Linked DNA regions of Mus musculus: region 2 is linked to region 1. A link is a loop called in an ENCODE intact Hi-C map of the cell type or tissue named here. Cell type or tissue: left cerebral cortex. All regions are shown on one strand. Links, peaks and the distances in the headings refer to the core of each region. The heading gives the core; the rest is flanking DNA. Region 1 holds the start of Lyg2 (lysozyme G-like 2). Region 2 overlaps Txndc9 (thioredoxin domain containing 9).

What was found. A loop is a pair of places that touch in the nucleus more often than their neighbours do. Peaks named below come from ENCODE experiments on the same cell type or tissue, not always from the same donor. Only the 100,000 strongest peaks of a DNase experiment are listed, where the experiment ranks them.
Region 2: a loop joins it to region 1, with 2.2 times the contacts of the local background. A loop is called at or near these places in 8 of 42 quality-filtered maps.

The regions. Positions count from the first base shown.
Region 1 is chr1:37,913,208-37,923,655 of GRCm38, forward strand. It overlaps Lyg2 (lysozyme G-like 2), which reads right to left and starts at 3,286. Exons shown (of 6, transcript NM_001033427.3): 1 at 3,029-3,286; 2 at 2,513-2,585. The coding sequence starts at 2,555. In left cerebral cortex, for the core only: no CTCF peak of the experiment used is centred there; a DNase peak (open chromatin) is centred at 5,116.
Region 2 is chr1:37,980,816-37,991,263 of GRCm38, forward strand. It overlaps Txndc9 (thioredoxin domain containing 9), which reads right to left. Exons shown (of 5, transcript NM_172054.4): 4 at 9,388-9,642; 5 at 3,052-6,964. The coding sequence ends at 6,847. Among named protein-coding and RNA genes, the nearest start is that of Txndc9, 11 kb to the right of the region's middle. In left cerebral cortex, for the core only: a CTCF peak has its summit at 5,141 (motif pointing left); a DNase peak (open chromatin) is centred at 5,165.

The DNA of each region.
Region 1 (10,448 bases), core at 1,175-9,174:
ATGATATGTGTATATATATGTATATATTGTTTATAAAATATATATCTTAATATTCTTCCAAAAATAACTTTATCAAAGCGAATGGGGGTTATTGCAGGAATAGGGTGTGTGTTCAGCATGAACCAAGGTTCAATCCTCGGCACACACACACAAAATCGCTTTGCCAGAAAGCTTTTTTTGTTCATCTTTATGAAAAAGAATCATCTGCCCACTTCCCTCCTTGGCCCCCTTTACCTTTCATTGCTATAACTTGATTGACAGGCTCACTATCCATTCAAGAGGGGCAGCCTTTGCCATGTTCCCTATATAGCCACAGCCCACAGTGATCAAAGCAGCCTGGGCTACTTATTAACAATGCTTGCCCCTGGGCTCCTCATACCAGGTCTACTGAGTCAGAATGTCATCCCTAAGGCCAATGAGCCTGCTCTTCAGTGGCATCCTCAGCTGACTGTCATGCGTGTTTGAGGACCATTGCTTTAAGGGACCTGCAATCGACCACAGACCCTCTATTCCTTGTGTCAACATCATCAACACACAAGTCTTTTAAAAACTGGCCCTCCCTCACTTGTACACAGATAGTACGGTGGCTCATAATTAATGCATTGGCTGCACAACTCTGCTCCCAACTGGCAATTAGAAATGAGTAAAAATTTACCAACATGTTGCTCTGCTTTTGATCACAGGTAACTGCAAATTATTGCTCTTAGCTTGGGCTCCCATCTCCAAATTTAGAAGACTTTCGAAGTACTTCCTTTCCAATCTATCCACAACTGGAACTCTCTCTCTCTCTCTCAAAAGTATCACTCTATAGCAAAGACTAACCTGGCTAACCAGGCTAATATCAGACTTGTAATTCTTCTGCATCAACCTTCTGAGTGCTGAGATTACAGAAACGAGCCACCACACCTGGTTTATCTCTCCTCCTTCTCCTTCTCCTTCTCCTTCTCCTTCTCCTTCTCCTTCTCCTTCTCCTTCTCCTTCTCCTCCTTCTCCTCCTTCTCCTCCTTCTCCTCCTTCTCCTCCTTCCCTCTTCCTCCTCTTCTTCCCCTCTTCCTTTTCCCTGTCCTCCTCCTCCTCTTCCTCCTCCTCTTCCTCTTCTTCTTCTTCTTCTTCTTCTTCTTCTTCTTCTTCTTCTTCTTCTTCTTCTTCTTCTTCTTCCTCCTCCTCTTCCCTTGCTGTTTTATTAACCACCAGGACAAGACGGTTGTGAGCCACTGTGTGGGAGCTGGGAACCATCTTGCAGTTTTAAGGTATCCAATGCCCTCTTCTGCCCTATGCAGGCACACACATGCTGCACAGACATATACACACAAGCAAAACACCATGCACATAAAATAAAATAATTTTTAAAACATTGAAAGGAAATCTTCTGTTCTGACCTCACCAACCAGCTCACTCTATCCCTGACACTTCTCTGCATCTCACCACAGTCTTTCCACTAAATTATTCCTTCTCTCTGCAGGCATCTCCTCATTTCTTCCTTCCTTCCTTCCTTCTTTCCTTCCTTCCTTCTTTCCTTCCTTCTTTCCTTCCTTCCTTCCTTCCTGTCTGTCTGTTTGTTTTTTGTTTTGTTTTGTTTTTCAAGGCAGGATTTCTCTCTGTGTTGCCCTGGCTGTCCTGAAACTCACTCTGTAGACCAGGCTGGCCTTGAACTCAGAAATCCACCTGCCTCTGCCTCCCAAGTGCTGGGATTAAAGGCATGCGCCACCACTGCCTGGCTGCATCTCCTCATTTCATGCCCTCACTAAAGCCTTTCAGGTCTGACCTTCCTAGAAGGATGTGAACTCTTCCTTCTAAACTCCCACACTAATGGATTTCCCATCTATATAACTCATCCAATGACTCTCACCCACTACCTGGCATCGAGAATTTTCTTTTCATTCATCTTGACTCTTGCACTGTTCCATAACCCTCTTTAAAAGAAATTCAGCCAAATGGGTGCACTGTCAGAAAGTACACAGACTAATTAGTATTTTATTATTTTACATCCCCACTAACATCTCCTTTGTGCTCTTAGCAAGCAGAAGATGCTCTTAAAAACAAGCTGTTGGATCGGGCAGTGATGGCACACACCTTTAATCCCAGCACACAGGAGGCAGAGGCAGATCAGTGAGTTTGAGGCCAGCCTGGTCTATAGAGTGAGTTCCAGGATAGTCAGGGCTACACAGAGAAACCCTGTCTTGGGGGAAAAAAAAAAAAGAGCAGTTGTTTAGGGATAGGGAAGTAATGATGGAGGAATGATGTCAATTCTGACATCTCCCTGTGTGTACTTGCTCCTGTGCATACACACTCACACTGGTGCGCGCGCGCCCACAGACACACACATACATACACCTGTACACATATGTATACACATTACACACACACACACACACACACACAAAAGCAAAGCAAACAACTAAGCAGTTGGTTAATAGTCAAGCCGGTCACTCTTCTGTTGCATGTAGTCATCATGCCTTCTGACTCTGCTAGAAAGCAGATACCCTGAGAATCAGGGAAAATCGCTACTTACCAACGAGAGCAATAAGTCCCCAGAACACCACCGAGGGCACCATGGCCGTGACTCTTATCCTTTGGGATCTGTTCTGGTTTGAAATAGAAACAGATTAGTTTTAAAACTTGAAGGTTTCTTAACAGGAAGTCCCTGTCATTCAAACAACACATTGACAAACTTAGAATCATTTCCAATATAACGTTTGTCTCCCAGCTCCTTGACAGCATCCCGACAGCCTCACGCATGCCTGCCCTTAGCACCCTCCTACAGTGCGACTCCTGAGCACCCCTTTAGCCTTAGTGTGCCTGCTTTAGCATGCACAGTGTGACTCCTGAACAGCACCCCTGCAGCCTGAAGCATGCATGCCTTTAGCACACCCTGACAGTGTGACTCCCAGGAGATTTCAATCCACCATCACCTCTTAGCAGAGGGTGGTTGTATTCTGTCTCTTCCCAGATGGGCTCTTCCCTTGGTTTCCTTTCTGAAGCATGGTCTATGTTTCTCAAGATGCAAGCAAGGAAAGCTACCACTCACCTCTCTTGCAGTCTCCCAGAGAAGTCTCTGAAGAAGCCTTTAGTGGTGGCAACCTGTAGATTAAGATTTCACACAGAGATGGTCTTTATAACATTCCTATAGCATAGATGTGACAGCTGGAGACTCCATCAGGCAGTGGCTCGCTGTGCCTCTGGCTTCCTTCAACTGAGCAGACTTCAGTGTGTGCCTTTGCCACCGAGAAGGAAGCTTTTAATCACCAGAACCTACACTCACCTGCCTCGTCTACTTTTGTCCTGTACCAATGATTGGTAGAGGAGCTTTATATATGATTTAAAGGGCCTCTCTTTAAAGCATTGACCTCATTAGACCTGATTATAGTGCTACTTTGGATTTAGGTGGCTCCTTTAATAAAAGGACTTCAAAGTGTTTATTGACTACAATGAATTAATGAATCTAACGAACCCCCCAGGTTGCACTGGAGGCATCTATTTGGTGGATGGTTTCTGAATACCTAAAATGGTCTTAGGCACACGTCTTCCGAATTTGAGTATAAGATGCTGATAATTAGCCTAGAAAGGAGAAAGAAACAGGAAATGCTAGCACACTTCTGAATAGATAATTCACCTGAAATGCTCATTTCCACATTCCAGAATCATAGGATTGCCATGTAAAGATGTCATCCTATCTTATGCCAGCATGTCTCTCAACTGTGATAGATTAGCTTGCCTCCTGGCTCCAGGTCCACCTCTAACAGGGTAGCTGTCTGTTGTCGAGAAGAAACACAAAGGCAGGGAGTAGCAATCTGAGTGTTTGATGCCCCATTATTTCCTGTGTGTGCATGCACATGTGTGTGGGGGGGGGGGAGGCCAAAGGTCAATATCAGTATCCTCAATCTTCACCTTCTACATTATTTCCTGAGACAGGGCCTCCCACTGAATCTGAAGTTCGCTAATTAGGCAAGACTAGCTGGCCAGGGGTACTCTTGTAGACTCTGCCTCCCAAACATTAGTAGTACGCATGCATGCTGCTGTGCCCAGCATCTTACATACGTGCTGAGATCTTACATACGTGCTGAGGGTCTGAATTCAAGAGTCTTGTTCACATGCTCAGCACTTTACTGACTGAGCCCTCTTTTGAGCTCTGTCATTTCCAAAACTTTCTAAGGAAGCAGGGGAAAAAAAGGATTTTGTTGGGGATAAATATATCTTCAAGTAGACAGTATCTTTCCCCGCCCTCACACTTATAAGAGGCACACACGGGAAATAAAAGAACATTCTTATATTAGGCAAAGCACATTTCCCAGAGCAGAGGGAGAAGTCTAGCCTCGATCTCTCCATACATCAGAGATGTTTTTAAGACCACACATAATTCTTCTGTCCACCAGAGGACAGAAGACAAAGGTGCTGAGCTAAATGACATTCCAGCTTCCTAGGAAAATGACAGAGCCTAGGAGGAGTCAGTTGCCCACATGGAACGGGCCTCTGTATCTCAGGACACTTCTGCCCTGTGTGCTGTATTGCAAAGTGGGTGCATCCAGAAAGGCAAAGCTGGGACGCGTTGAGTGATGGAAGAGCCCCGATTCCTTGGGTCTCAAGGAGATGAGTCACGGAGGGCCTGCTCTATCTCCACTGTCAACGCTGCAGTCAGGGCTGCTCGTTAATAAGGGGTTTTGCACAAGACTAGCAGCCGGGAGGCAGCCTTTAGAAACACGGAGGTTATTACTGGCAACAATGTTACCGTACAGGTTACACTGAGGCACTGTGTTTGTGGCCTGCGGGAGTGCTGGCCAGGGACGAGTTGGGCAAACGACAGGAGGCTTTCAGGACAAACAGGATGAGAGCATTCAGGGAGGGAGTAAGAAGAGACAGAGAAAGAATCTAAAGGTGAAACCAGGTGGGGGCTCATGCTGTCCCTTGACGCTCCTGGAAAATGCCAGCATTCACAGAATCCTGTTGAATGCGAAGCACACTCAGCTTCTCTCCCTACTTCCAGAAGGGATGCTGTGCATCTTTCCCGGTGTAAGGATCACAAAGTCCACATCCTCTGCAACTTAACTATTGCTTTCAAGGGTGAATCATTCTGCTTTGCTCAAACTTCTGGGTGGGGGAGGAGGAGAAGAAAATTTATTGGACATTCTTCAAATGCCAGACTCCTACGTACTTACAATATTCCATGTTTCAGTAGTTCTGTGGGTGGATGTTATTATTTCAGAGATAAGGAAACCGGGACTCAGAAAAGCTAATTGGCTTATCAAAGATGGAACAGAGACTAAGCAGAGTTCGGATTGGAACCCAGGTCCATGAGACTCCATTACCAGTCTTTTCCCACAATGACAGAAGAATCACTTTCTCAACTAATGACCCCACAACGAAGCTGTTACAGCAGTCTGTGCATGAAGCCCTAGGGTGTGGTCTGCAAGATAAAGCCAGCCATACAGAGTCACACCACTATCTCTGTGCATGGTGCTTGAGTTCTAAGGCACAGAATAATGTGAATAGATTGAATCAGATGGGCTCTGTTTCCTTTGCAATGATTTGGTTAATATTTATCAGACTTGAGCAGTAGGCAGGATGCTCACAAGGGCATGACAGGGGTGCTGTGCCCCTTGACTTTAATGCCCATACCCTCCTGACCCAGAGGATGGCTAACTTCTAACACATAAGGATCTTAACAATATTTTGACATTTAAAAACGAAAGCCATGGAATAATTCTCCATCACTTTCCAAGGATAGGAAGAGTGACTATTCCCAGAAGGGTCTTGAGGGGACCTTGGCACCCAATGCAATCTCCACTAGTCCCTCAGGCTTTCCCAAATAGAAATGGAAAATACACAAGCAACATCCTTGCTATGCAAACAAAATTGCCCGTGCCTAAGACTCATCAGTACAGCAATCTGTGGTAGCCTCTGATGAGTCTTGATATATTTGAAGGCTGCTCTGAGTAGTGAGAATTCCAGTAGCCCCAGCATCTAACTAGCCTCAGAAAGAGGCTGGGGAAGATAAAGGCGGTTTCCATGAAACTGATTCCTCTGCCAGTCTCATCAGAGGCAGGGGCATGGCAAGAGCTGCTCTGTCCAGGCATCTCAGCTGTGACACATGGCAGTCAACCAACTGGTCCAGGCCTCATTTTTCATCTGTGTCTGGAGTGGGAAGGCTGTACAGGAGTGGATGCACCCTGAGCAAAACTCTACAGTCAAACTCACTTAGCGTACCAAAGAGGGATGGATGTCCAAACAAGGGATGTCCAGAGAGTGGTTTGACAGAGATTAAGTCTGTGATTTAGTCTTTGTCATTGCTCACGGGAACACTGGTAACATTTTAATTCTCATCTAAACCATCGTGACAGCTAAGTCACCGTGTGTTTGGGGGCAACTTTCAAAGTGTATTTCCTCCTCTATCTTGCAACTGACCTTTTATAAAGTGGAGGACCAGAATTTAAATTGAGGACTCCACTTTTTACCATTGTCATATGGAGAAGGATGGTATAGAGCAGTGGTTATCTACCTGTGTGCTGTGACCCCTTCACAGGTGTCTCCTAAGACCATCACAGACCTTTACATTAAGGCTCATACCAATAGCAAAATTACAGTTGTGAAGTAGCAACAAAAATAATTTTATGATTGGGGGTCACCACAACATGGGGGTCATGGCATTAGGAAGGCTGAGAACCACTGGTATATATATATAGATGCTACTTGATGACTTGATTGTCGGTCTCAGCCTTAAACCCAGATTTCCTGTCTGACTGTCTAGGTCATGGCAGAAAGAAACACTGCTTCTCAAATGCTTAGCCATGCATGTGTCAAGACTTGGCCTGGAATTTCCCACAGCAATGGAAACACTGACAAACACATTACGTTGAAAGTCGGGATGTTTTTCATCATCAGAACCGTCAGTCCTGGTGGAGAGCGTACAACTTAGAGGAGCCACTGTGGCACCAAGACTCCATCGCGGTGATGCTCAGGTGGAAGCCAACCACATCTTTGCCTTTTGCACCTTCCTAGCCCCAAGCCCCATTTCTCCGAGGTTAGTCACATCGAATTGTACCACCAGTGGGTGACAGAGACTTGAAGTGATATCATCTTAAGGCACAATTGAGTTGTTGTTGTTTTTTTTTAAAGCAGGATATGCACTAACGCGTTCAACATCATCTGATTTCAGAACTAAAGTAGGGCCAGGCCTAACAAGGATGGCCTTTCTGGGCAGTCGAAGTCATGGATCTTGAAGGAGAACCATCGCTTTACTAAGCCAACATAAGCTCTAACTACTCTCTAAGTACCTGTCCCACCCCTCATCAAGGAAACCTCTTCTCGACATGCAAAGACCTTTACAGAAAACCACAGGCAGTGCAGATTTATGGATCCCAGTCCCAGTGGATACATTTATAAACATACTCCCATGCTTAAGGCTGGGGAATACTGTGGAAGAGGGGGTGGACAGACTTAAGAGCCAGAGGGAATCAGAGAGTTTATTGTAAGATCACATCTCCTGGTAATGTCAGAAGCTACACCCATAAAGTCTTGTCGAGATGACTGCATAAACATGAAATGAACTAGGACCTTCTCAAGTGGACGGTCTCAACCCTACACAAAGAACAAAAGGTGGCAAAGGGACACTCAGTGTGGGAGAAATAGTCTTTTCCCTGGAAGAGAGCACCAATTATCCACTGCCAAATGGTCAGCCCTGAAAACATGCATACAAGTGACAGTATTCAGACCTTGTGCTGGCTGGTTTTGGGGTCAACTTGACACAAGCTGGAGTTATCACAGAGAAAGGAGCTCCCCTTGAGGAAATGCCTCCATGAGATCCAGCTGTAAGGCATTTTCTCAATTAGTGATCAAGGAGGGAGGGTCCAGCTCATTGTGGATGATGCCATCCCTGTGCTGGTGGTCCTGAGTTCTATAAGAAAGCAGGCTGAGCAAGGCAGGGGAAGCAAGCACTCTTCCATGGCTTCTGAGTCAGCTTCTGCCTCCAGGTTCCTGCCCTGTGTGAGTTCCTGTCCTGATTTCCTTTGGTGATGAACAGCAATGTGTAGGTATAAGCTGAATAAATCCTTTCCTCCCCAACTTGCTTCTTGGTCATGTTTTGCGCGGGAATAAAAACCCTGACTAAGACAGACCAAATAGGTTATATTAGGATTACATATGTATATACATATACATCATACACTATACACACACACACATATACACATGTGACAATACTATTTTATTTATTTATTTATTTATTTATTTATTTATTTTTGTCATGCGAGAGAGAACTTTATTCAGAGCATCAGACAATTTACTCTCTGTAGGTTGAAATACCACAGAAATAAAGTTCTTGTGGGTTCAACTTTTATACAATAACAAGAATAAGCCACAGTGGCAAGGACATATTTTCCCATAGAGGCATATAAAGGACACATTTAAACATTTAATTAAATGATATCAGCAAGCAATGTGTAATCGGAAGTAAACACACTCCTGTTCCCTAATTGGAAAGGAGCACAAAAACACATTCCAAGAATAATCCTGTGTTTCTGAATAAATTGAGGTCATAAGATTCTTGTCCTACTATCTTGGAGTATTCTCACAAGTACTCAGAATTCTCATCATATAGCTCCATTCCTGGTCTATGTTCTGACAGTCTTGATCCATGCTTTTTTAATGTACCACTTCACTATGCTAGCCTTCCTATATCTTAGTCAGTGTGTGAGCTCCACCAAACTTTATTCATGGACAATACTATTTTTAAAGGCCATGAACTTTCAAGCAAATAAGGAAGTATGTATGGGAGTGTTTATACCATTGGTTTTGTGTCCCATGAGGTGGCACATGCCTTTAACTCTGACATCTAAGAAGCGAAGGTAGGAGGACCAGAAATTCAAGAGTGTCTTTGGCTACATAGAAAGTTTGAGGCCAACCTGGGCTAAATGAGAGACTCTATTTCAGAAACAAACAAATCAAACACAAATCATGTCCCGGAATGTAGAAGCTGATCAGAAGTCACAGAAGCAGAGTCACGAGTCATGCCCACCGGAACACACTTGGAGGGCTGCCTTTGTGTCCTGAGCTAGTCTAGGTTGGTCCCTTTCAGGGTTGTAAGGAGCCAGGTATCTCTTTCCTCAGCAGCAGTGCAGTGTCCGCCCTGTTGTTGTCCGTGCAGACCAGCTACAGACCTCGGAAGGAGCAATGATGACCATTCACAACTCCCTGAACCTCCCTGAGCCTTAATTTTCTCCCTCTGTAAAATGCAGATGATAATGATGCCTGGGGACTTTGTTTTGAAGATAAAAATAAATTATACACGTGGAACCGTGTTATAAACCGAGGTGCCACCTACACATGGCAGTTATTACCGTGATGAATTGTTCTCGGACTCAGCTTCCTGTTGATTTATTCATTTGTTTGTTGATTTTTTTTTTCCCTCCACAGGCTCCAGAAGAAGAATTAAGGGTTGCTTTATAGGGCAGGAGGTGGCAGGAAAAGCCTTCCTTTAGAGTCGAAGGAAATGGAGCAGGGCAAATTGTTGGGACTCTGCAGCTCTCCCGCTGGGACCGCAGCAGAACAAGGGTAACTACAGCCAAGCTCTTGTTGCTCAGCTCAGGCACTGACAGACGCATGCTGTCCAAGACATGTGACAAAAGACACTTTAGTGTCCCAGGCGGGAGGCTCGGCACAAGGGGAGCTCTTTCATGAAAATCTCACTAGAAAGATCTCACCCAAACCCTGAGAATGCCAGTTTTAAACAGATAGTTGCTTTCAAACATGGCTTGACGTAGGTGAACCCTTGCAAAAAAGGTCAGGCGGCTGTACCATCTGTAAAAGAGGGTTTTCATGGCGGCTTTACTTGTCTGTCACTCGAATATTGAACCAACCTTTCAGAAAGGAAATAGATGGAAGTCCAAAAGAGTTTGTGGGGAAAGTGGCGGGCGCATGCGTGCGGGTCTGGCTGCTTTGGCCCTTTTTAATTTCAGCCAATAGCAAATGGGAGTTCTTTATAGTTTTACCAATATGTGAGACAGCTAAATTTTCATTTCCCCGTGTCCAGCTTCCCACAAGTACAAAGTCCTAACCAGTCCACCAGGCTGACGGAGTCTTTAAACCCGGTGCAGGCTGTTTCCCCCAGAACTATGGCAAACAGCTCTCCTTGTTGATTAAAGTGTCTAAACGCATACGAGTTCATTCTGAACCAAGTGCGACTGTGGCCTGAGAGCACGGACTCAGGCTGGCTCGAGTGACGTGTGCTATGACGGGAGGGTGAGGGAGAAGTAGCCCAGGAAAGAAGTTGGAGGACACTAGTCGCAAATACGTTTGGGTCTGAAGTGAAAGACGGCTTGCTTCCAAAGCCAGCTTCTCCGTGAGTTCAAACAGCATCTGACGGCTCCCTGATAGAATCATTAAAGCCTTGTAGAATGTTTAACATTAAGTGGGGCTTTTTCCTGGGGATTCAGTTCACAGCTGTGATGCAGGAATTC
Region 2 (10,448 bases), core at 1,492-9,491, 68 kb after region 1:
CTGTGATAACTCCAGCTGTGTCAAATTGACACAAAACTAGCCAGTACACCACCCATCTATGTATCTATCATCTCTATCTGTTTGTCTGTCTGCCTGCCTGCCTGCCGCCTGTCCGTCCATCCATCTGTCCATCTATCACCTATCCTTATCTATCTATCTATCTATCTATCTATCTATCTATCTATCTATCTATCTATCTATCTATCTATCTATTTTGTTTTGTTTTTGCATATAGGTCATCTGGCTGAATATGCAAAAATCATTAATATGTAAGAAACCACGGATTCATGATGATTTCTGTATATTACGGAATAATGTGTGGTGTATAAAATTTCAATAAAGCCACAATTTCTTTACCTTAAAATCATCTAGCACTTCAAAGCCGCTGTCTTAGTTTCGGTTTTATTGCTCTGAAGAGACACCATGACCAAGGCAACACTTACAAAGGAGAACATTTAACTGGGGCTGGCTTACAGGTTCAGAGGTTTAGTTTAGTATCATGTTGGGAAACATGGTAGCATCCAGGCAAAAATGGTGTTGGAAGAGCTGAGAGTTCTACATCTTGATTCACAGGCAGCAGTAGGAGACTGTATGTCACACACACACACACACACACACACACACACACACACACACACAGAGACGAGTAGTTTGAGCATATATAAGTCCTCAAGGTATGCTTCCATGATGCACACACCTTCTCCAACCGGGCCACACCTCCTAATAGTGCCACTGACTATGGGCCAAGCATTTAAACATGAGTCTATGGAGGCCAAACCTATTCAAACCACCACGTTCTCCTTTTTCTTTTCTCTTCTTTTCTTTTCTCTTTTCTTCTTTTCTTCTTCTTCTTCTTCTTCTTCTTCTTCTTCTTCTTCTTCTTCTTCTCTCTCTCTCTCTCTCTCTCTCTCTCTCTCTCGTTTCTTATTTATTTATTTAATAGATTTGAAAGAATACTTCTAATTCTGGCTTTTATAGTGGCTCAGTTTCACCAAATACACAGAAGTGCTTTTCTGCTATGTAGCTTTAAGTGTTTTATCTCAGAAAGTTTCATTGAATAACCATTTTGGCAATTGTTCTTCCTTGGTTTTCTTCTTCAGGAACTCATGTAATATTTATGATGATCCCTTTCCTTGACTTCTATACTTAAGATTTTAAAGTTGAACCCCTTAGTTACTTTCTATTGTACCCACCTTTTCTGTTGTATCTATACATAATCTTAATCTTAAAAATAAAAGCAAGTCTTAAGGATGGCCATTTTGCCAGGGGTGAGGTGAAATCTCTGATTAGCTTTAGTGTGCATTTTGTGCTAACTAAAGATGTTGAAGGTTTTTTTCATCTGCTTTTAGCCATTTGTAGTTATCATTATAAGAATTGTCAGGTTCTTTATGTACTCTGTACATCCCTTGAGGGATATGTTAGGTGAGCTGGCAACTGTTCCCATTCTGTAGGCTGCCTTTTCTTTCAGAGACTCATTTTCTTTGTTGTGAGAGAACTAATTTCTTGTGATCTCACTTGTCAGCGTCTGGGATTCTTTTTTATGCATCGTTTCCAGGAAATTCTTGATAGCACCTGTAGTTTGAAGTGTTTCCTTAATGTTTTCCTATGGTGGTTTCTGTTTCAGGTTTTATCTTAATGTCGTTAATTTTGAATTGGTTTTGTGCTTAGTGGAAGATAAAAATCTAGTCTCATTCTTTGCTGAGGTTTTCCCCCATGATTTATTTTTGTCACTTTTATTTAAGATTAGGTGGCCACAGCTGTGTGTTTTTACTTCTGGGTCTGTCTTCTATTCTATTGGTCTACATGTCTGTTTTGTGCCAGTCCAAAGCTGTTTTGATCACAGTGGCTCTGTAGCATAGTTTAATTGTAATGTGTGTCCTACAGATCTTTTTCCTTTGGCTTTTTGGGGCCTTTTGTATTTTCACATGAGAGCTTCAATTTTTCTCTCTTTGTGAAGGAAACAATTATAATTTTGACATGTTGTTGGTTTCTCTTTGGAAAAGATTTTATTTTTATTTTATTTTGGGTTTTTGAGACAGGGTTTCTCTGTGTAGTCCTGGCTGTCCTGGAACTCATTCTGTAGACCAGGCTGGCCTTGAACTCAGAAATCTGCCTGCTTCTGCCTCCCAAGTGCTGGGATTAAAGGCGTGTGCCACCACTGTCTGGCTAAGATTTTATGATTATGGTTTTTATACTGATTTCAACTCTTTTATCTGGCCAGCTCTTATCTGGTAGACAGAATGACTGCTGGGTTTTTCTAAGTTGTTTTGATGTCTTTTTAAGAGTTCCCCAGTCTTCAGCATCAGATCATGTCTTCAAATAAGGATGACTCAACTCCTTACTTTTCCATTTGTCTCCCTTATATTTTTTTTCTTATTGCTTTAGCTAAAATTCAAGGACTATATTAAATAAGTGAGAATGGAAAACACTTCTCATTCCTGATTTTTGAGAAAATGCTTTTTTTTCCTCTTTAGTATAATGCCAACTGTAAGTTTTTCATACACCACTTTATTATATTGTTTGTCTTAGTCAGGGTTTCTATTCCTGCACAAACATCATGACCAAGAAGCAAGTTGGGGAGGAAAGGGTTTATTCAGCTTACATTTCCATACTGCTGTTCATCACCAAGGAAGTCAGGACTGGAACTCAAGCAGGTCAGAAAGCAGGAACTGATGCAGAAGCCATGGAGGGATGTTCTTTACTGGCTTGCTTCCCCTGGCTTGCTCAGCCTGCTCTCTTATAGAACCAAGACTACCAGCCCAGAGATGGCCCCACCCACAAGGGGCCTTTCCCCCTTGATCACTAATTGAGAAAATGCCTTACAGCTGGATCTCATGGAGGCATTTCCTCCACTGCAGCTCCTTTCTCTGTGATAACTCCAGCTGTGCCAAGTTGACACAAAACTAGCCAGTACATTGTGCTTCTCTTATTCCTAGCTTCTTTAGAATTGAACTTTGTCAAAGGCCTTTCCAGTGTTTGTGGGGATTATCATGTGATTTTTCCTTTAAGGCTGGGTGTGTGTGTGTGTGTGTGTGTAGGATAGCATTTTTTCAATGTTTATCATGTGTAAGTGTGTGAGGCTGTATGAGTTTACCACATGCGTGAAAGTGTCTTCAAAGTTCCATAGGGTGTCACATCCCTTGGAACTAGAGTTATAGGTGGCGGTTGTGAGCCACCTGATGTGGGTGCTGGGAGCCAGAGCAGAGTCCTTTGCAAGAGCTCTGAGCACTCTTAACCACTGAGCCATTTCCTCAGGCCCATGGGGCATAACATTGATTGATTGATTGACTTTATTTTTGCTTAAACCTCCCTTTCCTCAGGCAAAACCAACTGCGCTATGACATTTGATCTTAGTATCTCTTCAATATGATTTTGTATGCATTTTATGGAGAACGTTTCTATGTACATCAAGTGAAGTGACCTGTAACTTCTTTTGTTGTTGTGTTCTTAACCAGTTTTGGTATCGGGGCCTTGGGGGATTAAGGAAACTTGTGTGTATGCATGTTCTTCTGTGTGGACATGGTGAGTATGTGCCTGGAGTATAGAGGACAACCATTGGGTTTTGGCCTTTCCTTTTCTACCTTGTGTGAGGAAGGGGTTCTTCACCAGTGTGTGCAAGCTAGCTGGAAGAGTCCTCTGTCTGCTTCTGATCCTAGGGGTACACTGAGATTACTGATCAGTGCAGAAGGTCAGGGCATCAGACTCAGGTTGTCAGGCATGGCAACATGCAGCTTTACCCACTGGGCCAACCTTGATGACCTGAGTTCAACCCTTAGAACTCACAGAGTGGGGGGGGGTTGGAGAGATGGCTGAGTGGTTAAGCATACTGACTGCTCTTTCAGAGGTCCTGACTTCAATTCCTAGCAACCGCATAGTGGCTCACAACCATCTGTAATGGGTGCCCTCTTCTGGGTGTATCTGAAGAGAGCAACAGTGTACTTGTATACATTAAAAAAGAACTCACATAGTGGAGTTGTCTTCTGACCTCTACACATGCACACATGTGTATATACACACATGTACACAAACATAAAAACTGTTAATTCTACGCTGCTTCCTTTTCTGCTGACATAAATCTTCCACCTTTTAAAAATAATGAATATAAAGTTACATTCTTGATAATCATATTATTTTGCTTGCACCCACACCCCATACATCTGTTGTTTCTCTGATAAAATTGGCACATCTTTGGTTTGGTTCTCTCCTGGTTTTACTTGCAAATCTTAGTAAGCAACTCGCTCTTGGGGCTCAGTCCCTACTACTGCCCTGTACTGAGAAAGGGAGCTACTGTAGTGGCAACAGCCACAGATAGAAATACACCTAAAATAAAGTCCATTAGTACACCACCCGTGACCATCAAACAGAGAACGGGAGCATGTACTATAGAATTTTATAAATTAAGAATTATTTAGGGTCAATGTAGCATTAGCAAATGAATGAGATAAAAAAGAAGGGAAATAGAGAAATAATAGTAAATGAACCAAAAGTTAAAGAGAAGTGGTAGAGAAGAATGTCGTGGAAGGGAAAAGAGAGAGTAGAATAGAAAAAATACATAAAAATACATAATAAAAATTCCAGATTTTTAAATAATTAAATTAAAACTCAAAATTAGATAAATGTTAAGAAGGGGAGTTCAGCACTGCCTTTTAGTTCACAAGTTCCGGAGGCAGATCTCTAGTTCAAGGCCAGCCTGGCCTACAGAGGGCAATGTAGAAAGTCCCCGTCCCAACCTTCCCCCTCAAGTAAAGAACAAAATAGAAACATGAGATTTTTAAAACAAAAAAGTAAAGACTATCCCCAGTAAGACAAAGTTAAATACTGCTGAAAGTCTAGTTGAGAGGAACAAAAGAAAAAAATACCGCCAGATAGTGGAAAAAAATGCATAACCAAAATGAAGTATTTCATGATGAGATGAGTAACACCAGGATAAAAGAATCGCTATGAGTTGAACAAAAGTTAAATACAAGGGTAGGCCAGAAGGTCAAAGAAAGAAGGGCAAGGGGAGTCTCAGGGGCTGATGTGATGGTGAAGGCTGTTGAACCAGGGCTCTTTTCTAAGGTTAAGCCCTGTTTGGCAAGTGTCAGATTCCCACAGGACCTGGCTCCACTTGAATAGCTTCCCACCTTTATGTAGTAGCGTCCTCTACTGGCCGCACTTAGCTCTGCAGCCTATGGGCTTTCATTCTTGGACTGGATCCCCAGAAGTGGCTGATAGGCTGCTGTGGTGGTCTCCCAAGTGCACTGGGAGTGTGGGAGCAACCGAGACATCACATTGTCTCTGCTTTTGTCTTGCTGGAAGAATGTAGCTATGGGAGCTTGCCTGCTGGTGCTGCAGTCTTCAGGATCTGTGGCCGTACCGCTACCTAGATAACATCACCAGCCGGTCCACCCGATGACCTCAGGAGTAGGGCTACAGGCACGTTTATTCTTGATGTAATCTGGTCCTGGCATCCAGGGCAGGGTTTTTCCCTGTGCACTGTACTGCCCTAACTTGTCTCTTGCACGTAGCCCTCCCACTCTCCATAACCATCTCCTAGGTTGTCTGTTGGATGGCTGTTCTCCATTCTCAGACTCCAAGTGTGGCTCAGTTCCCTCTCAAGGTGGTGCCTGGATCCTGCCTTCTCAGTCGCAGTAACACAAATGGGATTCCTCTCTACTGCAAACTCGTCTGGAGGAAACAGCCTCGTCAAAGCCCACATCTGGTGGGCTTCTTGGAAGGTGGGTGTGTCAATTCACCAGAACAGCCTGGCTTACCTGAAGGAACCCCTCACCACTGAGCACTGCTGTGCTTGGTGGCCTTGGAGGTCAGAAGGCATCAGAGTCCTAGAATGGGAGCTAGTGGATGGCTGTGTGCCACCATGTAGGTGCCAGGAAGCCATCTCAAGTGCTCTTAACTGCCGAGCCTTCTCTCCAGCCCCTTTGTGTTGTTTTAGACTGCTCTCAAACCCCAAGACCCCTGTAGTTCAACTCATTTGTATTTCCTGTATTGTGTATGTTAAACGACATCTTGCAGGAATCTTTTCTTTCCTTCCACCAGTGGGCCCAGTCCCCAAGTTTTGTGGTAAGTGCCTTTCTCCATTGAGCCATCTCAGTAGTTGATGCTATACTCTTTTCTTACCAAGGCTTATTTATTTCTGGGCATCAGATTATTTCTGTTCATGCTAAGCACATGGCCTATATTTTTTTTAAAATGTTTTTGTTTGCTATATGATCTCATAGTTTCCAGACTCACACTTTTAGAAATTTCACCTTTGCTAAAGTTGTTTTACTGAGCAGCCAATGGAGTTCCTTATGTTACCACTCAAAAACGGTTTAATTATATTTTTGCAGGTCTCATAATGTGCGTGTGCAATGAGGACTATTTAAATAAGGCGATGTGCTCACACCCTGGGTTTCCTGCCGCTATCATCAGCAGAGTCACCATGAGTGAGTCTTTAACAGTTCCTGAAACCCATTCCACGAAGCGGATCACGGACAAGGAAGTGCATGTGGTGCCCAGTGGATGGTCACTCATTGGCTCTTACAATAGTGGGCAAATTCCTATCTCTAACTCAGGAGATTAAAAACAGACATGTGAATGGTTTGAAGATAGAAGAATCACGTTATGATAAAATCAATCACAAAAATAGAGAATTCAGACCCTCCCAGGTAATTTAAAGTATGTTTCTCTCAAGTTATACACAATGACTGCAGACAAAATGGTCAAACAGTGTACAGGCTGGGATAAGAGTGTCAGATGGTCAATGGGCCGAAATCAGTGGAATTTAGGAATTTAGAAAACACACTTAACTCTGAAGTAGACAGACAGACAGACAGACAGACGGAAGGTTTTAAAGTACAGCACAGTCTAGTCATCATCAGAATCGGAATCGTATTTCTTTCCTCGGATAGTTTTCTTTTCCAGCTTTGTAAAGTTTGTCCCAAATTTCTTTTGGCTCTGAAATGGTGGCTCCATTAAATTTCCACTAAAAGTAAAACAAAGGTTAAGAGCATTTTATTCTTTATGATTTAATATACCCAGGATGCTAGACTATAAAAAGCATAATATTAAGTTACCAGTTTCATATACTATCTGTGTTAGATCAACGTTTGAGTTTCTTGGTTATCATGATCATTATTATAAGTATCTTTGTGGTGATGGAGATGACACCCCGGCCCTCTGCATGCTGGGGCAGAGAGAAAAGCAAGTCTTGGGCGCACTGACCCTGTGCTGAATCCATGCCAATGACAGGCAACACTGTGTGTTTGAGTTCCGACTGAACTCACGACTCTTCCTGTGTGGCACCTCACTGTTTACATTTCTACACACATTGACAGACTCATGGGATGAACTATTATCAGCCTGGAATCAGCATAAATCAATGATGCTAGAGAAGTAAGTGACCAGAGGGTTATGTGTGTGTGTGAGTATTATAATTCCAGCTGTGAGGAGGCTAAAGGAGGACTGTGAGTTTGAGGACCATATGGCTTACAGAGGGAGAGCCTATCCTAAACAAACAGTAAATACATTAATCAATAAACAGAAAAAAGAAAAAAGCATCATTTTTAATTGAAAGGAAGCACAACTTCTTAGAAACACAGCTAATTCTAGAGAAAGTATAAATAAACTATATAAGCTTTCCTAAAGTTTATATTTTGTTTGAGTCAAAAAGAAAGGATTCACCAGGCAGTGGTAGCACACGCCTTTAATCCCAGCACTTGGGAGGCAGAGACAGTCAGATTTCTGAGTTCGAGGCAGCCTGGTCTACAGAGTGAGTTCCAGGACAGCCAGGGCTACACAGAGACAGCCATGTGCAGTCTCCAAATGCAAAAGGTCTGTGTCCCTGCTTACCTAACCCTGCAAAACAGTCCCATTTCCAAAACAATTAAAATCCAGCTTCCATTTTTTTGTCCGTGACTTTTATCCCCTTCAAACTGAAAGTTACCACCTGCGTTCTGTGCCTAATGCTTAAAAATGAAAAGAGAAAGGAAAAAAAGACAGGAAAATTGTGCCTTTCAAAGCAGAAAATCTCACCTTTTCTTTCCCTACTTCCCCTCTGGTCAATTTCTCCTTGTTAGTATTAACATAAATTAGCATTTATTCAACAATGAGGAAGAGTAATTCCTAACTATAGGAATCAGTTTCTCCTTGTTAATATTATTAAGTTAATATTTATTCAACAAAGTGTTATATTTTGAAATTATTTTCATTTTTTTCTTTTGATTTTTGTTTTTGAGACAGGGTTTTACTCTACAGGCCAGTAATGTTAATTCTCCTGCCTCAGCCTCCCAAGTGCTTGGATTACAAATGAGATCTATGGTGCCACCCAGATCAATTTCAAATTTTAATCAAATTACAAACTAGCAAAAGAAATTCTTACATAGTCTTTACCATATTTCCACATTTTAAACTTATGTGCCAGGTAAATACCTACCATAAAAGTGTCTACCCTAACCCTCACGGTTTCCAGTCTCCAGGGTTAGCACACAGCTAGCATGTGTGAGGGCCTGGGTGTCACCTCAGCACTGCAAGCATGACACTACACAGTATAATGCCTCCTGTACTAGTGTGTGGGAAATTCTAATTTCACCACAAAAGTCCCTAAGTCAGTCATAAATTGGGAAGGTAAGGCTTAGGTTACAGCTTAGGGACAGAGGACTTACCTAGCCTGTGAGAGGGTCTGGGTTGAATCTCTAACATTAAAAAGTAAAGAAATAAACAAACAAAAAAATGCACCCCTTCCAGCAAGGTACTCTATTCTGAAATGTCACTTTGGGCTTCCAAAATTCGTTTCAGTAACATTTCTTAGGTTGAAAGCTTCTAGGTCACCTCTAAGCCTGTCTTTAACTATAAATTTGGTTTTGCTGTAAGATCACATTGCTGTATGCAGTGAGAAATTTCTTTCCCTAAGCCATCCACATTTTAGCCAGCAGGTCTTAATTTCATAAAATAAACGTTAACTAGCCTGATGCGATGGTGCATCCCTTTAATCCCACTACTCACGAGGCAGAGGCAGGCAGATCTCTGAGTTAAGGCTACCCTGGTCTACAGAGAGAGTTCCAGGACAGAAAAAAACTACAGAGAAATCCTGTCTTAAAAAAACAGAAACAAGGGCTAGAAAGATGGCTCAGTGGTCAAGAGCACTGACTGCTCTTCCAGAGGTCCTGAGTTCAAATCCCAGCAACCACATGGTGGCTCACAACCATCTGTAATGAGATCTGATACCCTCTTCTGGTGTGTCTGAAGACAGCTAATGTGAACTTACATATAATAAATAAATAAATCTTTTGAAAAAAATAAAACAGAAGCAAAAATACAAGTATATTCAAAAAGATTTCTAAAACTATTGACTAGGAATAGTTTCAAAAGTCTATTTTTGTTTGTTTGTTTGTTTTTGCTAAAGGTTACCTGTAATTGATAACATCAGAACAACCAAGTCTCCATTCTAAAGTTTCTGTAGTGAAGTCATCTGTATTTCCTAGGTCGGTGAATCCAACAACATAATCTTGCGTCTTGCCATCTCTTAAGAGAGCTAGCGTGGGGATGACCTTGATCCGCAGTCTCTCACAGAGGAATGGTGCCTTTTCCACATTCAGCTTCAAAAACTTGGTTTCAAGATGCTTTTTGGCCAGAATTGCCAAATGTCTGTCTAGTATTTTACACCTGGAAGTTAAGGCAGAGAGGTAAAAGCTAAAGAGAACAGCCCTGAGCAGCCCATTTCACAGCCCTTTTCTAGAAATGCATTAACTGTCACGCTTAGAAGAAAAACAAAGAAAGTCTTGGTTCCCCTGCATGAAGGCCGACAGACCTGAAGCTGACAGAACTCACAAGAGGCAAAAATACAGCTGGTGTCCCATTTGGAATTCAGCTGGAGTCAACAAGACTTCCCTCAACCATCAAACTGTCAGGGAAGCTCTTTGGTTAAAGATTACGGACTCTTTAAATATAGGTAGTGTGTTCTATAGGAAATGGGTGGTATTACTAGGGACTCCATCTCTTCCTCCCGCCACTCCCTCCGCCCGCTAGACACTGCACCTAGTAAACTGCCCTTTCAGTTTCACACTCTACTGACGAGGAAGCAGCATTTCTTTATGTTTTACACAAAGTGAGCTCCTAGTGCCTTTACACGGACTGCCACTCTCTCATGGTCAGTGCTTTGTGACCCCAGGGGCTCGTTAGAGTTGGCTCTGATTTACTTATTTTTACACACACACACACACACACACACACACACACACACACACACACACATACATTTATTCATTTACTTATTTAAGACACGATTCCTGTATGTAGGTTTCTCTGTCCTGGAACTCATTTTAGACCAGGCTGGCCTTGAATTCAAAGATCTACCTCCTTCTGCCTCCCGAATACTGGGGTTAAAGGTGTGCACCGCTACTACCCACTAACGGTTGACTTTAAAAAACTGCAGGTGAGTCAGACTGTTTGGGTGGAACAGGGAAGCACAC